2 separate regions of the Mus musculus genome follow, and region 2 is linked to region 1. The links are chromatin loops, found by intact Hi-C in ENCODE. Cell type or tissue: heart. All regions are shown on one strand.

Region 1 (8,000 bases):
AAGTAGACACATTTAACACCTCTAAGTCTTAGTTCCTTCATCTCTAAAGGGAGAGAACTTTACTAACCTATTTTCATGCTATTACTACTGACAATTTCCTTAATCTCTATTAGTAATAACCACAATATCCCAAAAGTGTCCCAATATAGTCTATAAATTATACTTTCAAACATGCATTTAGGTCAAGTTTGTAAGTGAAGGTTTTGGATGGAATTATGCTAATTAGAAAAAATGATGAGCCAGAGCTGGAGCGATGGCTCAGTGGTAATGTGCATGAACTGCAAACACTAGGCTCTGAGTTCTGATCACCAATACACATCTAAGGAGGCAGAGACGGAAGATCCTGCGGGCTCATGGCTGGCCAATTTAGCCAAATGATGGAAACTCCAGGTTCAGTGAGAAAGATGGACCAGGTGTTGGTGGAGACGCACGCCTTTAATCCCAACATTCAAGAGGCAAAGGATCTCTGTGAGCTGAGGCCAGCCTGGTCTACAGATCGAGTTCGAGCACAGCCAAGGCTACACAGAGAGACCATTTCTCACTGCCTTCTTCCCTCTGCACATGCACATACACAGGTACCACAGAACCACCCAAGAACATTCTTTAAAACAGTTCTTAGACAGGATAACTCACATCTGAACCAGAAGCACTCTTCATGGCACTCTGCAAAGAGTCTCCACTCCTCCTCTGTCGGAATATAACCGCCTCCTATGTCTTTTAAAGAAAGATTGGAAGTCATTTTCTCAAAAGCCTAAAAAGTTAGCTTTGTCTACTAATAACAAGAACATTTAAAAAATAAAACTAAGACAACTGGCTTGTCACTTATTTTTAAAATCAATTTTGACTTCCTACAGAATTTATTCTTACTACCCACTAGTCAGACAGGCAAGACACGGTGCTAAATGAAAATATGTAAAACAAACCCCCACCCCTGTTCAGATAATAAGAAATTTAGAGACAGTAACAAGAGAATATTTAAGCTGCGTGTGTGACTATGTCACACCCATAAGACCAGCCCGATTTCTGTTACTCAGGCAAATAAAATGTCCTTACCCAGAAAGTGTTACAAATTATAAATACTTAATATGGAAGTTACCAGGAGGGGCTGGAGAGATGGCTCAGCAGTTAAGAGCACTGACTGCTCTTCCAAAGGTTCTGAGTTCAAATCCCAGAAACCACATGGTGGCTCACAACCACCCATAATGAGATCTGATGCCCTCTTCTGGTGTGTCTGAAGACAGCTACAGTATACTTACATATAATAAATAAATAAATATTTTTTAAAAAGTTACCGGGAATAGGTCTTGACACTTGTGCATTCGGTTCTCGAAAATCAGCCCTCCCATTCATAGTTCCTGTATCAGAAACATTTATATCCAAATATTACAAAGTATCAGAATAAACCCCCCTAACCAGTCTACCTGTAAATCAACAAATATTTACTGAACATTAAACATTTTTACAGTTAGTTGTATTTTACGTGCATGGTGCTTTGCTTGTATACACTAACATGCCTGGTGCCTGAGATCAGATGACACCTGATCCCCAGGAACTGGGAGTTCCAGATGGTTGTGATACTGTGATAGGACATGTGGGTACTGGAAACTCTGCAAGGGCCAGTGCTCTTACCTGCTGAGTTATCTCTTCAGGCCCCGACTTTTACATTTCAACTACCTGACATAAAAAAATAACTGAATGAAAAAGGGTCATAAACATATCTGAACTAATTATTCACATTCGACCCTTTGATTGAAAAACGGGTACATCAAAACAATGGAAAAAAATTCCCTTCTAAGGCTAGGTTATGTTATTTCACATTATTCTGTACCTTGACTCAAAAACAAAACAAAAACTACAACCATATCCAAATGATTAGGGAAAAACCTCAAGTCACTTCTAGGTTTCCAATTAAAACGAAACTGCATTGTATCCCCTAACTCAGCAGTCAAAAAATAATGACGTCACATTTTCTGCAGGTAGCTACGCTAATGGCAAACTTCCCTGTACCAGCCCAAGTAATCTTCAAACATCTTAAATAAATTTTAAAATCCAAGAGCAAATATATTCTTTCGCCTTCCTTTAAACTTAGACCTCAGCATTTCAGACAAAATAAGGAGTACGTCTTCGCTGAAACAAACGCATCGCAGTATGACTTACTGGATGCCAACAGCAAAGCACCTTTCTGTAATTCGTTTAGTCACTAAAATCATCACCTATTGCATACCTATATCCCTTCAAAGAAAAAGGTTTCAGAAAAGGTAAACTGAACTCTTGGACAGATGAAGCATTCAGAGGAAGCTTCTCAAACTGCAAAACCCTACCAAAAAAGAAAAAAAAAAAAAAAGAAAGAAAGAAAATCTCGTCCCCAGGGAGGCTGGAGGGCAGTGCGACCTGTCTGATCACTACAGCTCAAAGCTGTAATCATAAAGAACAAGGCTCAAGCGAGGCAGTAGCCGCGGACGCCAGCACTCCTGTCCCTGACCTGCCACCCCACCTCGGCCATCGCGGCTTTCCCCACCCCTCCATGCAGGTCTCCCGGTGCCCGAGTCACCGGCGCTGCAGCAGAGCCCAGGCCCGCAGTGCGACCGGACACCTCCGGGCAGGAAAATGGCGGCTGCGGGCGAGGGTGGGAGACTGGCGGAAAGCCGCGCCACCACACCCACCTCACGATGGAGGCGGCAACGCTGGGAGCAGGACCCGGGGTAGAGGCCGGGAGAGGACCCCAGAGACAGGCACAGCGGACAACGCGGGAAGCGGGGAGGGGAAAGAGGGCAGCTTCCAAGCGATCGCCAAGATGTCACCCACACACGAGCGCCAGCAGGCCGACACCCGGAAGCAGTACCCTTGACGGGAAATGACGTCAGGACAGCGCTGGGAAACAGCGGCGGGCCAGTTTCTCAATACTCACGGATGTCGATCACGCCCCGTCCAACTAGTCCCGCCCCTTTCACCGCCCCCCACCCCGCCCCAGGCCGCGGCGCTCCAGAGCTGCACTGCGGCTGCGCGAGTTAAGGCCTGCAGCTCAGCTCTGCCTCTAGGTTCGATGCTCTTGTGACATACCCCAGAGACTGTTCAGTGACAAGCCAGTAGGGACATTTTGGAACCCCTCCATCCTCAAGTCCCCTCCTTATCCCATGACTTTCCTTGGACTTCCCTAATTTTAAGATTTACAGAAATTTTCTTATGCTTTAAGCCTCTAGGCTAGGTAGTGAATTTTAAGCGTGAACTCTTAAGTTAACTGTCAGAACCTCCAGTCTAGTGTCCGATTGATTCTAACACTAGAGTCAGGATACACTCCAACTCGGAGACTCAGAATTTACTCATCTGAATAACAGAAATAATGTGTGTTTCACAGTTTTGGGTTAAAACAAGTCTGAAAAGGAGTTTAGGCTCTGGGGCTGTATTACCAGGAGACTATATTTTAATGCTAGGAGACCAACTTTTCGTCAGAGCTCAGGCTGCCACTCCTAACCACCAACTATTCATTTCTTACACTGATCCTAGGCATGTTTACTGAGTGCGTATACTGAACCAAGTCCTGAAAGTATATCGTTGATACCTCTGATAGCTCCAGCCCACGAAGTTATGAACTCCTATAATTGTCAGACTTCCCACCATTCCTCATTTCATATGTTTTTCACTGGTTCTATGGCATCCACGAACTTGTCTGTATGCTTATTTAAGAGAGAAAGTCATGTAAAACATGAATCCGGAGTCATGGCTAGACCTCTATGGCTCCTGAACCCCACACTAAGGACGAACTCAAACATAACTTGGGTGAGCTCCAAAGCCTTCCTGGAAGCTGATGCCCATCCAATGGAGAAAGGCGATAGGATTTGTTAACCATCTTAGACCCTTGCTATGGCACCAGGAACGTGGGGATCACCAGAAATCACGGAACTTTAAGCTCAGCTGTGAAAGCCTTGGGTTCCATCCTTGTGATCAGAGCAGCTGTGGTGTACCCACTGGAGACCCTCAAAAGATTGCTTCCACGAACATGCCCTCCTGAAGAGTCAAGAGCTCAGAGGCACATCCTTTTCTCAAAGGTACAAAATTGAGCATATATGCTTGGGAGAAAGATGTATTAAGAGGCATAGCTGGCAAGCTGCCCATGATTTGGAAAGTAACTTTAATTAAGCTCATTAGTTCACCAAGCATGACTTGATGGAATTATTCCTTCCATTTGCCATTGTTCTTTGAGAGGAATAGAGACATCCCTGGAAGAGTCTTTAACAAGCACTCTTTCAAATATCTTCATTGAGCAAATAGCCAAGGCGGTATCAGCCCAGCTTTACCTGTTAGATATTACTTTTGTTTTTCAGAAGTCACTTTATTTGTTTTTAAGTATTTATTTATTTTTATTTCTGTGTGTGGCTGCATGAGTCTATGTGTACCATGTATACCCCCACAGGTACAGGAACTGGAGTTACGGGCAGATGTAAGCTACCTGATGAGGGTGTAGGAAATTGAACCCAGATAATCTGAAGGACAGTAAGTGTCCTTAGTTTCCAAGGTATAGCACCAGCCCTGTTAGCCTGTTAGACATTACTGTGAAACCATTATTAAAGGAATATGTCAGAGTATTCCTTAATTCATAAAAATTCAAGCAATCTAATGAATTTCTTCTTGACTTCAGTGACATCAAAGTTTCCCTTTTTAGCTGCACTCTTTTTTTAATTTTAATTTGTATTAGTGTGTGTGTGTTACAGCACTCTGTGGAGGTCAAAGGAGATTTTTCCAGGGTTGGTTCTCTCTTTCCACCTTGGGATCAGGGGATCAAACTCAGGCTGTAAGACTTGTGTGACTGCCAGGCAGTGGTGGCGCACAACTTTGATCCCAGCACTTGGGAGGCAGAGGCAGGTGGATTTCTGAGGTCAAGGCCACCCTAGTCTACAGAGTGAGTTCTAGGACAGCCAGGGTTACATGAGAAACCCTGACTGGAAAAAACAAAAAACAAAACAAAACAAACAAACAAAAAAGACTTGTGTGACTTGCTAAGTCATCTCCTCAGTGCTGGATGGATTTTTAAGATTTAAAATTGCAATTATTATTGTTGCACTTGTGTGTGTGTGTGTGTGTGTGTGTGTGTGTGTGTGTGTCCTGCCTATGTATGTGGAAGGGCACACTTACCTGTACATACATGTTTAGAGGCCAGAGCTTGACTTTGGGTGTTTTTCTCTATATTCTTCATCGTTTAAAAATAACAATTATTCAATGTATCTGCAGTTGTGTTCTATGAGGGTAAGTATTTTGCCTTATCAGTTCTTAGAAATCATTAGAAAGAAATCACTATAAAGTTCATAGACTATGCAATTACAAGACAGAGGTCTACTATTTACATGCTTTTGGCAAATTATGCATTTTGTGTTCTTTTTCTGGGAGAAAGAAAGGAAGAAAGCAAGAAAGAAAGGAGAGAAAGAAAAGAATTAGAAGTCCTTTTGAGTGAGAGCTCTATACTAATGCAAAATCTGGTTTTTATTTGCCTACTAATGAGGCTAGGAGGTCTGTATTGTTCAAAAAAATGCAATGTCATAGAAGCCAGAGTCAAAGACTATCCCCGAAAGGAGAATGTGGTCAAACCAAATGTTCATAAGGACTGTGAGTCAGCTACTAACTGCATCAGTAAGGTTATTTATAACGTTTCCAAGTATTATTTCATTCAAATCTAGATTATAGGGTAGGGCAAAATAAATCCAGATTATAATGTACTAGGAAAAGAACAGCCAGTGCCAATGTGTGGAAAAGTATTGATTAGTCTTTCCAGAAGTTTAGCTCTTTGAAGAAGGCATATCTAAATGGTAGTTAAGGGAAAATATGAGAACTCAGTGAAGGGTAGCTTTTGTTTTATAAACCTGTACAGACTTGGCTTTGTTCACAAACATAAACTGCAGGCAAAGAGAAGGGATTGAAAATGGCGGGAGGAGAAGGTGAGGGAGGAAATAGAAGGTAGACAGGTACTTCATGACCGTATCCCAGTCAACCTACAAGGTTCTGTGCGCTCACCCAGACGTTGGACAGACCCCTGTGTCTGTATTTCCAGCAACTTTTTGAGAGCAGCTAAAAAGGAAAAAGATTTACAGCGAGTAACCGTGGGGTGGAGCATACCTGGCTATTGCCAAGTAACTGTGGGATGGAGCTTAGACAAAATGCTACCTGAAGCCAACAACTGACTTTCTTGTAGAAGCAAGAGAGAGCTTCATGGAAGGCGCTGCTGCAGCTGCAAAAACTGTCCAAGAGAACCCAAAGCTCAGGCTTCACACTGATTCCATATCTGACTCAGTATAGCTGGGGTGGGTTGCTCTAGCAATGCAGTGTACAGCCCCCCTTATTATTGTGCCATTCTTGAAATATAGAATTCATATAGATTCATGGTTCCTTTGGGTTTTCATAATACTTATGCCTGCTGATAAGGAAAAAGACTTTTGAGTTTCTAAACGTTGGCAAACTGCCATTTTAAATATTCGATGGTCCTTGCATTTACCATTTCTGTTGGAGAGAGCCACTGAGGAATGAGACTGCGCTTAAACACTATTAATCAGGAAGCTGGAGCAACAGCTTGCGGGATACAGAGTTACCTAGAGTCACATGTGGCTGTGGCTGTGAGGGCACCTTCACACTCGTGAACTCAAGTGCACACGGGCACGGATACTGCACATATGTAAGTGTTCTAAGAAGAAGCCATTTCTAAAAGACAATGTAAGCCTTCTTATTTTAAAAACATCTCAGTTTTCGTCGATTGTTTGTTGATATTCCTTGGTTTTTATTTCAACGTCAGTGTGTTGGGTGTTGTGGTCAAATATGAATCTGTCCACTTTGTTATAACCACAAAGACACAGCTCTTATTCAAGTCTTAGTGAAAGAGACTTTCTTCCACATCTAAGAGAGTCTGGATTTCAGAGGATTGTTTTCACTGTAATATGTATTTGAAAAGAAAGATTTCTGAATAACAGTTGTCTTAGAGTTTTACTGCTGTGAACAGACGTCATGACCAAGGCAACTCTTATAAGGACAACATTTAATTGGGGCTGGCTTACAAGTTCAGAAGTTCAGCCATTATCATCAAGGCAGAAGCATGGCAGCTGCCAGGCAGGCATGGTGCAGGAGGAGGTGAGAATTCAACCTCTTATACCAAAGGCAAACAGGAGAAGAAGGCATTCAAGTAGTTAGGAGGAAGCTCTTAAAGCGCACCCTCACAGTGACACAATTCCTCCAACAAGGCTACACCTCCAAATAGTGCTGCTCCCTGGGCCAAGCATGTCCAACCACCACAGCCGTGCTTCCAATAGGACAGTTTGATTTTCAGACAAAAGCTGGGAGAGGAAAGGAGAAGACATTGCATCCCCAGGAGGTGGCCCCACCTGCAGGCCTTAAACTGTCAATCTGCTACAGACCCATCTCTCCACTCTAGACTTCTGGAGCTGTGATACACATCTGCTGTGTCTCTTCTACTGTCACTTATAGAACCTCCCGGAAGCTGTTAAATGAATGAGGAGAGCCAGAGTGCAGCTGCATGAAGCTGAGTTTGGATTTTGCATCTGGGTCCATCCCAGTCCACAGAAACCCGACTATGAAATGAGAACCACCAAGTGAATTATTCATGTCCTAATGCTAACTTGTAAGAGCATGGATCTCACTCAGTTTGTGTGCCTGGAACTTTAAGATGTATGTATGCACAAAGCTTAACAATGTTTAAAATTCAAGTCCACTGTCAATATCTAAGTAATCATTTGTGAGTTCCTCATTTTTATTTCATGTGTTATTGTTGTTTTGATTTTCGAGGTGGAGTCTCACATAGCCTCAGCTAGCAAAAAAATCATGATGTAACCAAGGCTAGCCTTGAACTCCTAGTCCTCCTACTTCCAATTCTCACATGCTGAGATTATGGGCATGTATAGGCATGTATGATCACACCTGTCTTACATGTTTTTTTAATTTCTCTTTTGTTTGTTCGTGCTGGAGATTCATCATAGGGTGTTATGCATTCTATGCAAGAGCTACAT
Region 2 (8,000 bases), 380 kb after region 1:
ACCTCATAAATATATAAGTTAAGTCTAATTAAAGGCAAAACTGTTTTAATCCCACACACCCCATATCACTTAATGCAGTAGTACCCAATCCTCTTCATTCTCTTTCCTGGACTTTTCTGAGTTATTTGAGAGCAACGGTTTTTCAGACTGAAAGTTGCAACCCATCTGCGGGTCTCTAAGTCAGGCTAGTAGTAGCTAGTATTTTCCTCATAACAAAATACAACAGAATAGAAAGTATTAAAGCGCACCACTCACAGTAAAGTATCCCCTGTTATTCATACGTAGGTTGTGCACTTTGTATCATGAGGCTGAGCCCTCGGGGCTATCCTCCACTACTGCCTAAGTGTGTTCTAGGAGATGGTAACTAGCTCCTTGGGAACTCAATTAAGTTTAGGAAACAAGCACAATCCCTGGAGAATTTATTATGGCCAACACAGATCTGCATTTCCAAGGAGCCTAGCATGAAAGAAACCTGTTACTTTTGGTAATCCCTGAAATTTATACCAGAAGCCAGTTACTTTTCCATATAGTGCTACTACTTAGCACCTTCTACATTTTGTGGCATAGACTAGGGGCAACAATTTCTCTAGATGAAAATGATATGCAACAGAAACCAGCTATGGAAGGTAGGTTTCTGGCTTGCTGAGAAAGCAAACTTTACTATGAACTCTCCCAGCCACTGACAGCCACACCCTCCTACTACTCAGACACACCCAAGGCACTTTAACTCTGATTACTTTAACTCTCCCCTGACCTATCACAGTTAAAATCCAACTCAGGCCCAGATTTTAATACCCATAAGCCTTTACAGGAAAAAGCATAAGATAACTATAGCACCAAGACAGGAAACCGGGTGAAATAGTAAGCAGGAACCCTGTGGTCAAAACAAACTCCTGGCATGCTTACCTAAGGGACTTGCTTTACCTTGACAAAGCCATGCTCAGAAACCAAAGCAGCTAAAGACTTGCTTGGTGCCTGGGGGAGTCAATGTGCTCCACCAGTCCATCTAAAATGGGCTGATGAGTGCAGCCAATCCTCATTACCATGAGCATTCATCTCCTCGTCACTTGGAAGGGCTCTGATGATACTTGGATGACTCTGGATGCTTTCAAAGTGCATACCTGCACAGGATCCCTTCAGAGGACAGGGTGGCTGACATGAACCGTCTAACTACTCAGTTCTACTAATGCCTGGTATCTCTTGGCAATGACATAAGAAGCAATGCCTGTCATTCATATGGTCCTACACACAAGTTACCAGTACTTCTTGTAGTTTTTAACGTAAAATGCTGGACTGTTCCTAGATGCCACTCTCCGACTTCTACCTTCTCCTGAGTTTGCCCCAGGATCTGGACCAAGGCGCTAGCGTCTGCACAATCAGCATTCCTGTTCTGTAGCTCTCCTCTCACCTCACGGTGTATACATTCTATCTTGTTTAACTGCCCAAGACTTAGCTCTCACTAGGACTGCCAGGGCCTCACACACAGGCATCAGCACTTAAGAATCTTTAGACTCTCCCACAGCAGGGATCACATGTGAACTCACAAAATAGTGTTGATTTAAATAGCCAGGCTTAAGGCTACCAGTGCCCAGTCCTGGAGAATTTATTGTATGCCAAGCCACCCACTGCTAAAAGTACATGTGGATTATCTGACTTAACCTTCAGAACTCTACACAAGAATGATAATTTTCCTCTGAGGAAAAAAGTGACGCTCAAAGTAACTTCTCCAAGGTCAGAAACCTTTAAAGTGGCAAATCTAGGGCCTGCATCCAGGCAGTGCTTAGAATTCTTCAAAGTTAGAGGCCTGGATACCAGTCCACGAGAGGTTTCGACTTCAGAGAAGTTTTAATGTCAACAGCATAAACGTTCTAGCTAAAAGTTAGGACTTCAAGAACGGATGAATTATGAGGATATTTCCAGCAGGTGTTTTTTTAATCAAAAATAAAACTCGAGGGAAAGCTTCTCATGGCCTACCGAAAAGTGTGACTTTAAGGTGTGGGGTCACCTCAGCTCGTCAAGAGGTGCCTCGTGATAACTCCGGCTTTGGTCTAGATTTTTAACTAGGACCCTTTCTCTGCCTCCAGGATGGCAGGCACGGAAATGATAGTCAGCTTGGATAACTAACTATTGCTTCACGGCTCCGAAATTATGTCGTATGCAATTCTTGTTTTCCAATATAAAATTCAGGGTTCCCCGATCCACCACCGACTTCACACAAAGCAGCCCCATCCCTCTCCACTGCCCTCCTCACACAAAGCAAAGCTTTACTCCCCCCACTACCCAAAGGGGAGTGACGTCCACCCGGCCTCCCCACAAACATCCCCATCTCACTCCGGTCCAAAGCACTGCCTGCTAGTAGCTACTCTCTATGTCCCCGCACCTGGTTGTTACCTCTTGAAGCAGACCCCTCCCTACAATCCAAACCGCTCAGACCACCATCCGAAAGCCCGTCTTTCACACAAAGCAGGATCCCTTCCTACGAAGCAGCTTGGTACCCTCTGAGTGCTCTGAGCGTGCGGGCCCACGGGGGACTGTGCCAAGCCACAGATCCCATCTGGGTCCAGTTGGGTCCTGCACCCAGAGGTTCCACGACCCAGAGAACTAGCTACAAACCCGTTTCCAAGGCACGCCTCGAAACCCCCCAACTCCAGCGGACCTGCCCGCCCGCAGCAGAAACAGGCAAAAGCCAGCGTCCCCACCACAAGCCGAGCCCACCCTGCTTTCCCCCAGGGACACCCCTCCGCCCCGCAGGCCCACCGGGCCCAGCGCCCCGCGCTCACCAGCTCTCCTCTTCCTCCTCCCAGCCTGACAAGCGCTCCAGCTCGTCGGGCCGCAGCGGCTCTACCTCGTCCAGCAAGCCTCCCTCGCCGGCCGCCAGCAAGGAGGTGGCGTCCCGCAGGTCCTCGCTGCTGGTCCGTCGCGGGCCGGAGCCCGCCCCGCCGCTGGCCTTGGCGCCCAGGCCCAGCGGGAAGCCCCGAGGGGACGCCGCGCCCGACGAAGGGGTGGACACGCCGACCCGAGCTGGGCTGCCGGGCCCGAGGAGGCCTGCACCCTGCACGGCTCCCGAGCGGCTCCTCAGCTGCTCGTTCTGCTTCTCCAGCTTCTTCACCAGCTCCTGCAGCTTCCGCACCTCCTGGTCCGCGTTCACATTGGAGTTAACGTCCTCCATGCCGGCCGCGCCGCCCGCTCCGACTCCCCAAGCCGCAGGGGAAGCGCGGGGTCGGGGGGAAAGAGAGGCGTTACCGCCACCGCTCACGCTAGCCGAGGCGCCGGCATAGAGCAGGGCCAGGCCCCACCGCCAGGGTCTCCCCGGCTCGGGTTGCGAAGCGCCGCTGGCCCCAGCCGAACCGCCTCATCTGCGCCGGCTCCGCGACTGGGGGAGGCGGCGCCAATATCCGGCCTCGGCAGCCATCTTCCCTCCGTCCCTCCGCCCCCTGCCGGCCAGCCCGGTCGGTGACCTCAGAGCGTCGGGGGAGGACGTGGCCGCCCGCGGGCTGAAAGAACTAAGCGCCCGGCTCGCGGTGGGGCGGGGCTGGAGGCGGGGCCTGAAACGGGACAGGGCCCGGAGGGGCGTGGTCATTGTTTGGGGCGGGGCCCCGGCCGGAAGGGGTGTGGTGGGCGCCGGCAAAGGTGGGCAGGGCCCGGCCGGGCTGGGCTAAGCTATCGCTGGAGTTTTGCCCTGGCCGCCTACCCTCCCCAAAGCTCATCGCGGGCGGGTGTGAGACCCAGAACCGGACTCTGGCTCCGGCTCCGACTCGGGCTCGGGCTCGGGTTCAGCCCCGCCCTAGGCGTCTGTGCGGAGACTCGCGGTCGGACGGCCCCGCCTGGTCGCATGGACCGTTCCCTTGGTTTGTTTGGCAATACTGAGTTGGTTCCTGCTTGAAACCGGAGACTGTCGGAGCTGGCAGCAGCCCCAGAGACCATCTGTGGCTCGTCCGTTCCATCCCCTGAAAATGAGAACCCGAATCCCGAATGGTTCAGAGCTCGGAAGTCAAAATGATAACCGTAATTTGTTGAGTGGTTCCTATAAGCCAGACACTGCGCTAAGCACTTTTAAAGGCATTATTTCATCCGTTTAAAACACGTGGGCAGGGGTTGTTTTGTTTCGTTGGCTTAAGGTTTACAGGTCCAGAGACAAGAGGATGATGGAAAACACTTCTGTACTAATCTTTCAACGGTAGTAATTAATGTGCATTGTATTCCTTGGGTTCTCCCTTCGCCCCCAAAAGACTTTTTAATAGTATGTCTTGACTTTTTGGGTTTTTTGAGGCAAGGTTTCTCTGTGTATTCCTGGCTGTCCTGAGACACGCTCTGTAGACCAGGCTGACCTCGAAAAACTCATCCTCTGCCTTTTTTTCAAAAGCTGGGATTAAAGGCATATGCTCCTTGAATTTTTTTTTTTAACTTGTACATGAAAAGTATTCAAGCAACCCGTTGACAGGCAATAGAGAATGTTGAGGGGTGGTAAATGTAAAATTCTGCCCTCGGTGGCATCTGTTTATAATGCGTACTGGTGGAAGCGACTGCAAACAAAACTTAAACGCTTTTTTTCTGTCATGTTGGCTCACTCTTCCACAGTTGTCAGTTGTGAGCTGCTTGGTTTACTTATACGGTAAGCAGCCAACCGTGCCTGGTCTCTCAAATTTTTGGCTGATGTTTGCAGTTGACTCCAATTGCCTCCTCCACCCTCGAACCAGTCTTATTACACCCGAACCAGTCTTATTACACCCGGGTGTGGACTCACATAAGACTTAACCCTCCTGCCTTTCCATGCTGTATTTTCCCTGCTTCGACTACCCTACCTACCATGTTTGATGCCTCTTTGGAAAAACCCCTGAAGGAGTTACTGTCTTTGTGCTGACATCACCTCAATAGTTGGCTACAGATATTTGTAATTTTTAATTACATTTTTTCCTAGCAAGTCTTTGGCTTGATCTGTACAGCTGATTAAAAGGAATCATTCCATTTTCCTTGCTTATGAGGCTGACAAAGTGCACAGTCAGTGCCTGTTGTGCTGAAATTAAACGGAAGATATGTTTTGATAGCCCAACCCCCAGACAGACACCAAAATTAAATTCTTTGAGGGTGCTACAGTTTGCTGTCAAGTATAACTATGTCCCTAGCTATACAGACCCATTAACAGGATGCCTTTGTAAAACAAAATGCATTATCTGTGTGATGCACATTAAATGTTATGACACTGCCTGACATATCTGATCTCATTGCTGAAGGAATCACCACCAAGATGAAATCACACATCGCAGTAATACATTTACATTATCAGCTTATGACATGGAGTCCAACTCCCATGTTCGCCACATTTCTAATGAATTCTTTAGACATACTCCTTGACAAAGTCAGTTACCATTATGAAGTTAGCATCAGCGGTCTTGAGAGAGCCAGAGGTCATGCAGATCGGTGATCAGAATCCGCTCCGCTGGCAAGGTCTCCTCTTCCCATGAACGTGGTCCTTGAACTTTTATTTCTCTCTCTTTAATCTGGGCCTTGCCTTTTGTCCGAATGTGTAAATTAGGTGATCTCTAATAACAAATCTATTACCAAGAAGTGAAGGATTCTGGTGAGTCATGATTATAAAATAGAAGTATGAATATGCTCATACAGAGAAATCCATAGAAGACATTTTTTAACCCAGTTGCCTTACTACACATTGTTTTTAATTTAGTAAATATTAAGTGTGTAGTAGATGGTCTGTTCTGTGTGTGTAATAGATGGTCTGTTCTGAGCACCTGATGGTTTAATCATTTGTTAGCTTGTCTTGTAGTTCCAGTTAGCCTTGAACTTACTAGGAGTCTGGAATGCCCTTGAACTCCTGATCTTTCTGACTCTATCTATAATAAAGTTTGTATGCCAAGAACTGAAGTTGGCTGGTTGTGCTGGTACTTGCCTTAATACCAGCACTCAGGAGGCAGAGCCAGAGGAACTCTGTGAGTTTGAGGCCACCCAGGTCTATATAGCAAGTTCCAAGACAGCCAAGATTACATACAGAGAACCTGTCTCAAAACAAAACTAAAGTTATAATTTATACAGACAGATATATATATATCACAGATACCTGAGCACAAAGTCAAATCTGCTCTATACTACACTGTAATAGTAAAAGCTCTTTTTTTTATGTTAAGGATAAAAACTGTGATAATCCTTATTGATCTTGTTCTTTCACCCACCAAATCCACTTCTTAAGTAGGTCATGCCGCCTTGCATTCAGAATAGGTTTAAATACCTCCCAACTGGGGGACCCTTAGGACTCTGGTTCAAATTGCCCTTGTTCTCCCCTGTGGTTTCCTCCCCTCTCTTTTAATGGACACATCCCCTTTGCTACAGATAGCCTGATGGATACACAGTAGCCAGAAGATCCTTCCTGCAAGTCATGTTGCTATCAGAAGCCTCCCAGAAGTCGCTTTCCAATATCTTCAACTCCAAAGTCCTTTCTTTGACCTGCCTTGCTTTGGATACTTGATAACTTCTATAAGTAGCTTCCGGACCACCATCTCCCATGCCCTGTTTCTGCTCTACCCACACCAACCTTCTAGCTGGTCTTCAAAACAGACAAACAGGTTTCTACTGCCAGGGCTTTATACCGGCTACAGACACATCTAGCTAGAATCTTTGGGTCACCCAGAAAACCCCAGGACAGACTTCTATGATTTAGGTCTCTGCTCAAATGTCACCTAGGTTTACTATCTTTATTATTGCTACCTCACAAAATAGCATCCCTATCATGGTTGATCTTTTTGGGTCCCCCCCCCCCAAATAAAAAAAAAGCTCATATACGTTTTTGTTGTTTAATGAATGTCTCTCGGCAGTAGAATGTGAACTGCAGGAATTCCCCCACTGCACCCTTTGCCCACTGCACCCTTTGTCCATAAAACAGTGCCTGGTACAAAGTGAGTGCCCAATAAAGCGAAGCCTCCTAAAATAGAATTTCAGATGGATATGTTGGTTGTGTCTTGAAACATTAAACTAGAAATTCCTACTCATTTTCAACAGTTTTTTTTTAAATCTACATTTTCCTCTTCCAAAAGAGCAGCATGCCATACCGCATATATCATTTTTAAAACTAGGTCATACTCCACCTCCTGAGAGCCAGGAGCCCTGCAGAATTGCAGAAGGTAGCCTTGGGTTCTCCCTGAGATGTGTGGAGATATTTCCTTTCCATCTGAAACATTGCAACAACCTTCCTTCTCCAGGTTGCAACACTCCTCTGGCAACTCAGAAGTGTTGGTGCAAATCCAAAGTCACTTTTTAAAAGCAGACAGAGTCTCCTATCCCCCAGACTAGCCTCAGATATCCTAAGTAGCTGTGAATGCCCTTGCATTCCTAATGTTCTCTCCACCTCCTGGGTGCTGAGACTCTAGGTGATCAATACAATGCCCAGTTTTATGTGGTGCTGGGTATAGAAGCCAGGACTTCCCATGCCTGCTGGATAAGGTCTTTACAACTTAGCAGTATACCTAGAAAAAGTCCATTGCTGAGTGATACTTAGTAGTCAGGAGTAGTAGTAGGTGCCTGACATATGGAAAACCACACTTCCAACTTGATTTTCAGGTGTCACCTCCCAAGACAAGTTGACTTTGTTTGGGAATGAAGGAGCTGCTGTTTTCTAAGCAGGCGTGGACCTTTCTGTGACTTGTTCCTACTTGCACGTGTGCTTCCCTGAAGGCCCTGACAAAGTGGAAACCATTACAAACCACTGCAAGTATATATAGAGAAAACCATGACTCAACAGCTTCAAGGCATTACACAGTCCCAAATCAAGGTCTGTAGTAAGGGGCACATACTAAAAGTGGTCCACAAACTGCTATGCACAGAAATATCTGTGCTTCCTTTCAAACCTGTTCTGGAAGGCAGAGACAGGTAGTCTCTGAGTTCAAGGCCAGCCAGGAGTAAATAGTAAGAGATCCTGTCTCAAAAAAGAAAGGGGGACAGGGGGCTGGAGGCATGGCTCAGCGGTTAAGAGCACTGACTGCTCCTCCAGAGGT

Evidence for each region. Peaks named below come from ENCODE experiments on the same cell type or tissue, not always from the same donor. Only the 100,000 strongest peaks of a DNase experiment are listed, where the experiment ranks them.
Region 2: it touches region 1 in a loop (2.1-fold over the local background); 1 of 42 quality-filtered maps calls a loop at or near these places.

The regions. Positions count from the first base shown.
Region 1 is chr5:73,287,640-73,295,639 of GRCm38, reverse strand. It overlaps Ociad1 (OCIA domain containing 1), which reads right to left and starts at 2,846. Exons shown (of 9, transcript NM_023429.4): 1 at 2,664-2,846; 2 at 1,293-1,355; 3 at 634-714. The coding sequence starts at 1,350. In heart, CTCF peaks have their summits at 1,243 (motif pointing left) and 3,062; a DNase peak (open chromatin) is centred at 2,859; H3K4me3 peaks cover 1,858 bases; H3K27ac peaks cover 1,826 bases.
Region 2 is chr5:72,909,794-72,917,793 of GRCm38, reverse strand. It overlaps Slain2 (SLAIN motif family, member 2), which reads right to left and starts at 3,432. Exons shown (of 8, transcript NM_001113423.2): 1 at 2,781-3,432. The coding sequence starts at 3,169. In heart, CTCF peaks have their summits at 3,203 and 3,434 (motif pointing left); DNase peaks (open chromatin) are centred at 2,363 and 3,563; H3K4me3 peaks cover 3,993 bases; H3K27ac peaks cover 4,010 bases.